Regions from separate parts of the Homo sapiens genome. Here region 1 is linked to region 2. Evidence: chromatin contacts called from ENCODE Hi-C or POLR2A ChIA-PET data. All regions are on one chromosome and are shown on one strand. The core of a region is the stretch at or near the end of the contact, and the rest is flanking DNA. Distances in the headings are between cores, read along the strand shown. Region 1 overlaps DOCK2 (dedicator of cytokinesis 2). Region 2 overlaps DOCK2 (dedicator of cytokinesis 2).

The links. A loop is a pair of places that touch in the nucleus more often than their neighbours do. ChIA-PET counts read pairs that join two places held with the same protein, here RNA polymerase II (POLR2A). Pooled maps may share reads with other maps.
Region 1: a map of mammary epithelial cell shows a loop between it and region 2 (5-fold over the local background). The contact joins two enhancer-like sites. A Hi-C loop is called at or near these places in 5 of 168 maps with a recorded cell type or tissue (Caco-2, GM12878, PC-3 and 2 more), 2 of 37 single-sample maps with no recorded cell type and 5 of 50 pooled maps. POLR2A ChIA-PET finds 5 or more read pairs at or near these places in 1 of 52 experiments (A673).

What each region holds. Positions count from the first base shown.
Region 1 is chr5:169,908,121-169,913,030 of GRCh38, forward strand. The region is part of intron 27 of DOCK2 (dedicator of cytokinesis 2); the gene reads left to right. The region is part of intron 1 of INSYN2B (inhibitory synaptic factor family member 2B); the gene reads right to left. Among named protein-coding and RNA genes, the nearest start is that of INSYN2B, 70 kb to the right of the region's middle. Within about 2 kb of position 2,096, at least 2 of the 41 ENCODE cell types and tissues checked have a DNase peak (open chromatin) inside an H3K27ac peak, as active enhancers do.
Region 2 is chr5:169,705,755-169,710,727 of GRCh38, forward strand. DOCK2 (dedicator of cytokinesis 2) reads left to right here. Exons shown (of 52, transcript NM_004946.3): 15 at 2,415-2,513. Among named protein-coding and RNA genes, the nearest start is that of DOCK2, 71 kb to the left of the region's middle. Within about 2 kb of position 1,262, at least 3 of the 41 ENCODE cell types and tissues checked have a DNase peak (open chromatin) inside an H3K27ac peak, as active enhancers do.

The DNA of each region.
Region 1 (4,910 bases), core at 846-3,345, 200 kb after region 2:
CCCCATTTCAGTTAAGGTTCAAGTTCACTAATGCCAGAAAGGAATTCATTAATGCCTTACAGGCTGCAGGACAAATGTTAATAGCTTCACCTTTAATTTAAGCTCAGTTTTATTTTTATAGCTGGTCCCTTGGTGGCAACTAGATTTATTGGGACATTTTGAACAGCTGAGGCAAATCAATAAAGTATATAAGCACATGCGATTCTTGTGTTATTTGCAAATATAATTCTGATTACTCACATGCATATAGGCATACTCATACATGCTCTAAGAATATGCTTTCCCCTGCTCCATGTTTTAAAACTAATCCCCAAATCATGACATTTGGTCTTCTGAATATGGCCCCCAAGTTATGAGATGGGCAAGGATTGGAATGAATAGAGAAATGAACACAAATAGGTTCCCACCTGCTAGAGGAAAATAAATCCTTAAAGCATATGGGTCCTGGACGTTTTTGTCTATCTATAAATGCCAAGCAACATATTGCAATATGGAATCATGACCAATGTTGCAAAACTAAGGATACAGTGAACTATGTTTGTAGTTGTTCTTCATTTTACAGGTTTCAATGCATTTTTCTCTTTTCTTTTTTCTTTTTTTTTTTTTTTTTTTGAGACCGAGTCTCACTCTGTCGCCCAGGATAGAGTGCAGTGGTGTGATGTCAGCTCACTGCAACCTCTGCCTCCCAGGTTCAAGCAATTCTCCTGCCTCAGCCTCCTGAGTAACTGGGACTACAGGCCCCCACTACATTATTGCATTTCACCTTCAAAACAACCCTGAGGCATTAGCCCCATTTTGCAGATGAGAAAACAGGTTCAGAAAAATTAGGAATTATGTCCAAGGTCACAGAACTTGCCTCTGGCAGAGAGAGCCACTGTCTGGTGCTATTTCTGTCATAATTGTCAGCCCCTAGAGTGAATGTGAGCGAGGCTGAGCCAGGCTGCCTGCTTTCAGTAGCTGCTGCTGATGTGAGGAGAGTCTGTGGATGATTTCATCACCTTTGCTGTGCCTCCATTTCTAAAGCCTTCATTCTTTATCTATCAGGGCTCAGCTATGATGTGCTGTCCAGTATGGGAACCTTGTACCACATGAAGCTATCTAAATTTAAATTAATTAAAATTTTAGTTCCTGGGTCACATTAGCTGCATTTCAAGTGCTAATAGCCCAGTGTTGCTGGTGGCTACCATGTTCAACAGTATAGAACATTTCTTTCTATTCAGTAGCACTGGATCAGAGTGATTAAGGAAATGAAATCAGTGGGACATAGAATATTTCAGAAAGATGCTATCCAATTTGCAATGAATTTAAAAAAATCTAAGTTTTTTCTTTTTGAAGAAGAAAGTCTAAATATTTGGTTTTGGATTCACACTCCATCAGGTACCAGAGTGGGAATATTTCCCTGTGCTTATCTTTATGTCAGTCCTGCAAGGTGAGTATTATTATCTGCAAAATGTTTCTTTTGGATTAAGAAACAGGTTTAGTTACTTGACCAACATACATATCTTCTAAGTTGCAGAGCAAGAATTCAAACTCAAATCTGCCCTCTAAACCTATAATACATCTACTTTACTCTGCACTGTGAGTCCTCAACAAACAGAATTTTGGTTCTATCCCAAAGCCAGTGTCACTGTGAATAAAATACAATCCAAGATGATCACTTACAAGGATTATTATCATCCAGATTTGGAACTTCTAGAATGGTCTGAGTAGATAAACAGTGGGAAAATCACCTGAGACATACTTTATGGTGAATATCACTGAGTTGTTTACTTGGGGCTAATCCTCTCTTTTCTTCTCAGTCCCACAATTGACCCTTGTGCAGCTTGAGCCACAAAATGCCACTCAAATTCTGCACCAGCATTTTTTTTAATGACTCTGCAAGTCATCAGGGTGCCTTTCTCTCAGCCATTGGAACAAATTTGCCATGAGGACACTTAATGTTTACTCTGAATGGCACCAAAGCCAGGCTTATTTCCATGTCTGTGGCCTGGTGTTAGCTGAGCCATATGTTCCTGGCCCAGATGGCTCTCTCAGTTCTAGATGATTAGTACCGCAGATCCAGATCCCAAGTCTGTCCATTTGCAAAGAAGAGGACAGTCATCAGACAGGCCTTTCATGTTAGAAGTGGCCATCTGAGACAAACAGGACATTGTTCCAAGCCGGTTACCACCGCATGGAATATGTAAGGAAGATCTCTTTTGAGCCCTGTAATTAGGTAAGCAAGGTCACTACAAAGTCATTTAAAATTGCATCTCAAGACAGTTCGATGGCAGAGGATCTACCCCCTCAGTGCTGATTTATTGCTTACTCTCTTAACTTTTTAAAAAAAGATCAGCAGATTGATTGTGCCGCCTGTGGTTGGAGGCGTGCTTACCTTTTCTCAGGCCTGATTCATAAAACATGACTGACCTGTTTTCAGCATCCTTTCCCTGTGTGCCCAGGGAGCTCCTCCGAGGTTCACTGCACTAAGTGTTTGGCACTGAGTGAAAACGATATGTCATGTTCACAGCAGATGACCCAGCAGGGGCCACGGCAATGAAGTCCCCAAAATGACCTGTTACATCTCTAGCTACAAGACTCAGGGAAACAGAGAGGCAGTTTCTAATGGTCTCCTGGAGGAATTTGGACTGATGACTAAACTTTTTAGGTCACAGCTTTCTTGAGAAATGGCAGGTGCCCCTTCTGCTTCTGGTGAGGTCAGTCACTGGCTCCAGCCCCCAGTAGGCTCTCTCCAGCCCACCTAGTCGGTTTCTCCTGCAGGGGGTTGGTTAACCATTTGTCCTCAGAACACTATCCTCACAAGGCACAATTTCTGAGTCCTTCCTATATCTGGGGTATGAGCCACTTGGAAGTGAGAATAATAAGTGAAACCCTCAGGTGCCTCCAAGGCCCCAGGAAAAGCATTTCTACCTTTGCTGATGCTCGTTGGTCCACTAGCAGGCAGCTGTTGTTCTGGCCACTAAATCTCAGTGACATCAGTTCTTTTCTAGGTTTATTTCTTCATTAATGTTTTTATTTTATTTTATTATTTTTCACTGACAAAATGGCCCCTAGTCGGCCAGTTGATTTAACAGGTCAGGTATGTGCTGTGCTTTGAAACAGAGGATAAGAAAAAAAGGATGATCATTATTAGAGTTTCATGCCTTTCTCAGATCCTTATTACGCCTCTGCTGCATTCCACACACATACCAATCGTGTATGAATTTCTGTTTATTAGAGAACTCTCCTTCACTTCTCTTTTCATGCTATGGCGTTCACAGGACATCAGAGCCAGTGGAGCTTTTAGAACCTAGAGCTGTTCCCACTACACTGAGCTGTACATAAGATTGCCCTCCATGTCCAGACTGGGGATGTTTAATGTGGCCAGTGACATTTTTCCAAGTCTGTTTATTACCTGCTGGTGAGAGTTCCTGAGACAGTTTGAGATAAAACTTTAGGAGTAATTATACTTTATGAGGACATAATACCCTTCAGGCTTCATTTCACGTGGTGCTAAATCAATACTCATATTCAATTCTTTTCTGTCTGCCTTCAAGTTAAAGGCCACAATATTAAAGTTTCCTATAATTAGCCAAGAAGTTGGTGCTACAGAGATGGTAAAAATTGACTTCAAACCCTTTATCTGATTGTGCAAAACCAACACAAGACAGGTGGCATATTGGGTCACCAAGTTACATCAGCAAGTTCCACGGAAAGCCTAGATGCCAGGAAAGAAAATAAAGGGAGGGAAGTGTTTTCTACCAACTGCTGGGAAAAATAATGCCCCACTGTCATCTTCACTACCAGAGTCTCATGGGGCTATTAAATATCTTTCTGTTTTCATTTCCATGATGTTTCCTAGGTTGAAATTGTTCTCTCTAGAATGATTGCATAAGCCAAGATCCCTAACACTAGAGGGCATGGGCTAACTGCGTACCTATGCACATCAGGCTGTTGAACAACCAAAGCACCTTGCTCTTTGAGACAATGGCATCCACTGAGCCACTCTTGGTGATACAAGGGACCCTGGGTATAAAAAAAGGAAAGCGACTATTATTTTTTCTTCTCCTTCTTTCTTCTTTTGTTTTGTCTTTCAGTTATAGGCCAGGCTTTTATTTATTTATTATTTTATTTATTTATTTAGAAAATGGGGTCTCACTGTGTTGCCCAGGCTGATGTCAAACTCCTGAGCCCAAGCCGTTATTTATGTTTGATTTACAAGTGTATTGGGTTCCTTGGTTGAAGGGTGGCTCTTATTTACATGCCCTTTCTTATCATTGTCTATTGGCTTTCAGGATTGTTGCTCTACTTGCGAAGGGTCTTTAATAGTCTTAGCCACACACAAATTCATCTTTTGGCACGTGTATGTGTGTGTGCACATATGTGTTTTCTTAGGGTCTTATTGAGACATCAGCATTCTCCCCTGTCTTAATAACTACTCCAATCCATAACTTTCTTTCCACTTAAAACCATTACGTTGTAAACAGAATTCTTTATGTGCCACTGTGTGTGGTGGAGTGTATGTGTGTGTGTGTGTGTGTGAGATGCAGGTGGGTACATTCATTCATGTTGCATTATACCCATAATGTATGAAGGTAGTAGGAAAATGGAGTGGTCCAGCTTATTGTCCAATGCCATGTAGTTTTTGGTAAAGAAAGGAGGATCAAACATAGCAGGGTGGCAGCAGCAGGAGCAGCAGTATAACCAGAGTGTTGAGATTTTTTTTTTCTAGGAGGTACTTCTTTTTTTTTTCAATCAACTCATTTGAATAGATTACTTAATTAGCATTTATTGTTTGTAAAATTCCTTGTCTAGAAGTAACATTTTAGGGTCTGCAGTTTTGAAGAAAGACAATTTAATGGGTGATAATTTTGTATAGAATTTTCAAATTGATTTCTTGGTAGTAAATTGTTCCTCAATTGTAGTGCCTT
Region 2 (4,973 bases), core at 12-2,511:
TGGTGTCATCTCTTTCTCACCTGATTCCTACCAAGTAAACAGGACATGTGTTAGGAGCCTGGTTTTTCTTCCTGCAGAGATGTTTCTTCTAAGGCCAAGCCAACATGAAAGCCTCCAGGCTTCCTGATCCATACTCAGATTTTCTTCAACTGACCTGAAGTCTCCCACACCTATGAGGGGCTCTCACTGTTAATTGGGGGCCATGGGGATAGGCAATGTAGAAAATTATGGAACAGTGTTATTTGAGATATATACCAGTGTATATTTTCCCTAGAACTGGGCTCAGTCCCTGGTCACAATGCTCTCTCAGTGCACTTCCCAACACTGTTATTTCTCTGAAGTGCTGAGGCCTATGGCACTATCTTTGGCTTTTCTCTGACTGGTACTGAGACTTTTTTCTCCAGCCTTAGGAAATCAAAAATTTTCATCATCAGTACAGTTTTGTGAGATCCAGTTGCCTGCCATGCGGCAGTTTTACTTTCACCAGAGATATATGTGTAGTTTCTGATTTGGTAAGCTACATGGGATTTACTGTAACTACAGAAACTCTAAGCCCATAAATGTCAACAGATATAAATCTTTGTAGGCTGGAAGGCATCTAGGTTCTTATAGAAGGAACACTGGATGAGTATTTAGAGGGTCTGTGATGTTGTCCTGGCTTTGCCACTTTTTGGGCAAGTGGTTTAATCTCTCAGGGACTCAGGTCACCCAGCTGTGAAATGGGGATGCTGACAGTAAGCATCAGAGGTGGCTATGAGGACTGAATTAAGCGAGGTGGTGTGTGTGCAGGGCTTAGTGTGATGCTGGACACAAAGCCCACTCTAAATGGTTAGAAAGACTTTGGAAGCATGTTTTTAGCTCAGTGCCTCGGGAAGTTCTGGAAGGCTTCATCCCATGGAAAAACAAGGAGAGCTGTGTGTCTTCACTCAGTTCTGGTTCATTGGTTACACTTGTTTTTCTTTTAAAGATACATTCTGAAAGGACTGCTGTGTATTCTGTTTTCAAATGGATCGATTTGGCTGCAAGTACTGTCAGTCAATATTGAAACTGAGCTCATTCCTTTTCCATACCTCGGAAGCACAAGGGGAGATTTCCAGTGTGAAGGGCGAGTCTTCCTTTCCCCAGGTTAGCATGGTTGGCCAGGGCTCACGGAGTGCCTGTATGTGGCCAGCTTTGGTGATTCAGCCTGCTGAAGGTCAAGGACCCACGGGAGAATCTGATTGAATCTCATGAGAGGCATGACTCGCTCACCATCAACATGCCGAGAGGCACACAGTTTGCAATTTCAGGGGCTGGGGCTCCAAAACCAAATCTTATGAATCTGGCAATTTGAGGATTGAAAATTGTTTGGCCTAATATAAAAACCACACTTCGGGCCCCTTCTGGGTAATCCTAGCTTGGATCTTGTTTGGGGGCCAAACGGCTGGAATGACCATAGAAGTAGGCATTGTTGTATGTGACCAGGAGGTCATTCCTTGTGAGTCAGCTCCTTTCTGAACCTCTGAGGGTGATTTTTATGGCAAGGAATAAATGTCCCACTTGGACATGTGTGCTCTGTGCTCACTCTCTGCTCAGAAAGCCCCTCCCACATTTCTGCTGTGTGCCAACTTGGAAACTTTCTTCAAGATTCTCAACTGTCATTGCCTCCAACAAATCTTCCCTGATTCCTCACCTGTCCTTGTGTCCTTCCTCTGTGCCCAACAGTAGTGTGTACACATGTCTGTCATCACGTTGCCTTGCTGTCATGACGTGTTCCCTAATGTTTCCTGCACAAAACTGTGAGCTCACGTCAGGTTCAATGTCTGACCCATTCCTATACCCCAGTGCACAGCATGGAGTACCAAGAAGATGTTTCCATTATTGTGACCTGAACTGAGCCTCCTCCCCGGAACCCCCTCACCCCAGACTTGTTCTTTAAGGCAGGTGCTCATGTGTCTCTCTGAAGCCTGTGCTCTCTCCTTTTGTCCAGCACTGCCCACCGCCCTGACGTGTTAGCTGTAGAAATTCATCGCAAAGAGTTGCTGCTTGGCTGATCTGAGCCTGTTAGTAAACTTTCTGCACATTCACATTTAGGAAACAAATAGGATTAATAAGACTGGCAGTGTGCAGTAACTCCAAGGCTGGTTGTCACTTACAGTAAGGCAGCCACATCAATGCCCTGGTGCACTCCAGTGGTTTCCAGAATGGAAGTAATGGAATTTCTGTAGTTAAGTGCCTGTCAGTCCTGTGGCTGGGGCACTCCTGTGTAAATCTGTAATAGAGAAGGAGCCATTATGGGCACCTGGCATGAGGGCTAGGGAAGGCAGGGTTGGCCCAGGCCCTAAGGCTGGTCGTGGCCTAGGGACCAAACCTGCACAAGCACAGAAAATGACAATTCTGTAGTCTTTTCCCTCACTTTGTTTTTCTTGGGTCAGAATGCAATTTGCGTGGGAGCAGGGGACAAGCCCATGAATGAGTATCGCTCCGTTGTGTACTATCAAGTCAAACAGCCACGCTGGATGGAAACAGTCAAGGTAATAATTAATAATAGCAGCAAACACATGTCTAGTTCTTACCATGAACCAGGCACTGTTTTAAGTGCTTTATTTAAATAATTTATGTATTGCTTACAACAGCCGTGTGAGGTTTGTACTAATATTTCCTTCATTTTATAGTTGAGGAAACTGGCACTGAACAGGGAAGTAGCCTGACCACGACCACGCTGCTAGGAAATATCAGAGCTGGGATTCAAACCTGAGCAGTCTGGCTCTGGGTCTGTGCTCATCCCCGCAAGCTGAGGGAGCAGAATACTGACTGGAACAATTAGCATTCTTCTTTTTTTTTTTTTTGAGACAGAGTCTCACTCTGTTGCCCAGGCTGGAGTGTAGTTTTACCATCTCTGCTCACTGCAACCACTGTCTCCCAGGTTCTAGTGATTCTCCTGTCTCAGCCCCCTGAGTAGTTGGGATTACAAGCGTGTGCCACCACACCAGGCTAATTTTTGTGTTTTTAGTAGAAATGGGGTTTCACCTTGTAGGCCAGGCTGGTCTCAAACTCCTGATCTCAAGTGATCTGCCCACCTTGGCCTCCCAAAGTACTGGGATTATGGGCATGAGCCACCACACCCAGCCTTCTTCCTTTTAATGAGAGCAGTTGAGCAAGGCAGTTCTGTGCATAGACCCTAGGCCCAGAGAGTCTGGGTTCGTATTCCAGCCCTAATGCTCACCAATGGTGTGACCTTGGGCAAGTCATTCACCTGCTCTGTGCCCTGGTTTCCTCACCTGTAAAATGGGAGCAATAGGTTGACTGTGGAAGTAAAAGGACTTAATACACATAATACTGTCAGACAAGTCCTTGGAAGAGAGTACTTATTCAATTAATACAACTCTTGATTATACTTGGCAGTTATCTCAGTCTGCAAAATTGAACTAGATTTTGCATTCCTTCAAGATGCCCTTCAAACACTTGACCCTTGCCTGTTTTTTAACCACCCCTCTACAGGCAGTCTAATTGGTAGTGGCAGGCAGCTTTGTGCCTCTCTGTGTAGTTGTGGGGAGAAGGCAGAGGGAAGGTATAGTTGTTCCAGATATCTGTTGCAGTCTCCCTCCAGGTCCTTCTCATATGGCATCTCCCCGCAAAATGTTTTGTGGAATACTAAGTGGTGTTTTATTAAAATAACGTTTTAGGCCAGGTGCAGTGGCTCATGCCTGTAATCCCAGCACTATGAGAGGCTGAGGCAGGTGGATGACCTGAGGTCACGAGCTCGAGACCAGCCTGGGCAACATGGTGAAACTCTGTCTCTACTAAAAATAAATACATACATACATACATACATAAATGAGTCGTGCATGGTGTCATGTGCCTATAGTTCCAGCTACTCAGGAGGCTGAGGCATGACAATCACTTGAACCTGGGAGGCGGAGGTTGCAGTGAGCTGAGATTGCACCACTGCACTCCAGCCTAGGTGACAGTGCGAGACTCCTTCTCAGAAAAAAAAAAATTCATACGTTAAATGTATTAAAATAACATTTCCTGGTCAAATGTGAGAAACTTGAGAACAAATATAGAAGTTAAAGGCTTCCTTATGTCAAGTTCTTAGAGCCCTTGAGATGTAAATGTGCTCTGCAGACCTGCAAAAGGAAATAAGAATGCAGAGCACGTCCCAAAACTCGTTGACTACCGAGCATTTTCCTTTTTCCTAGTGTCATATCCTGGGGCTAGGATTCTGTTGAACATATTTTAGAAATTCTTTGTTTTAGCCAAAGCAGGTGGGAGGCTTGATGGATCAATGTGATTGTGAACAACATATGAGAATATATTATGTTTCTCTTCATGAAATATCTAACTCAATTCTGAGGCCAGTCATGAACATACTGGAGGGACATAGAGTGACAGAAAAACTTCTTTAGCTCTAGTTTATAGCAGAAGTCACCATCTGTAAGAGCTTAGGGTCCTTGGAGGCACCTCTCTGAATCTGAAATGACCCCCTAGCATGTGTCTGGTGGTATTGTCAGCCAGTGGAAATGGAGGCCAGGTGGGTGAGCACCCTGGTTCCCTTGATCACCCTTCCTTGGTGCAGGATGTAACCAAAGTGGAATTGTCAAATAGTCCTCTTGTGGGTGGTGCCCAGTTCATCAAGCTGCACCATTCTACTCAGCAATGAGGAGTGACAGAGCTTGCAAGCCAATGTGAGCCTATCACAGGCTGTATAATGCCTGAAAGATGCCCTTTTGGAATAATTCCTTGACAGAAGTGACATTAACTACAAATATTACATTACCAGATCGTCACACTAAGCAGAAAGGAATAACCTGCATTGGAATAAGGATTTGGAATTAATTCAGTGAACACTGCAGCTTGATCATAGCTTCAGATATCTCTGCCTTATCATTAGCAGCATTCTTTATTCCCCCCGGGCTCTGACTCCAAACACAAGATGCACACTTGACTTCCTTTTCAGTGAGAGCTATTCAAACCCCAGCGGTTCTCCACTT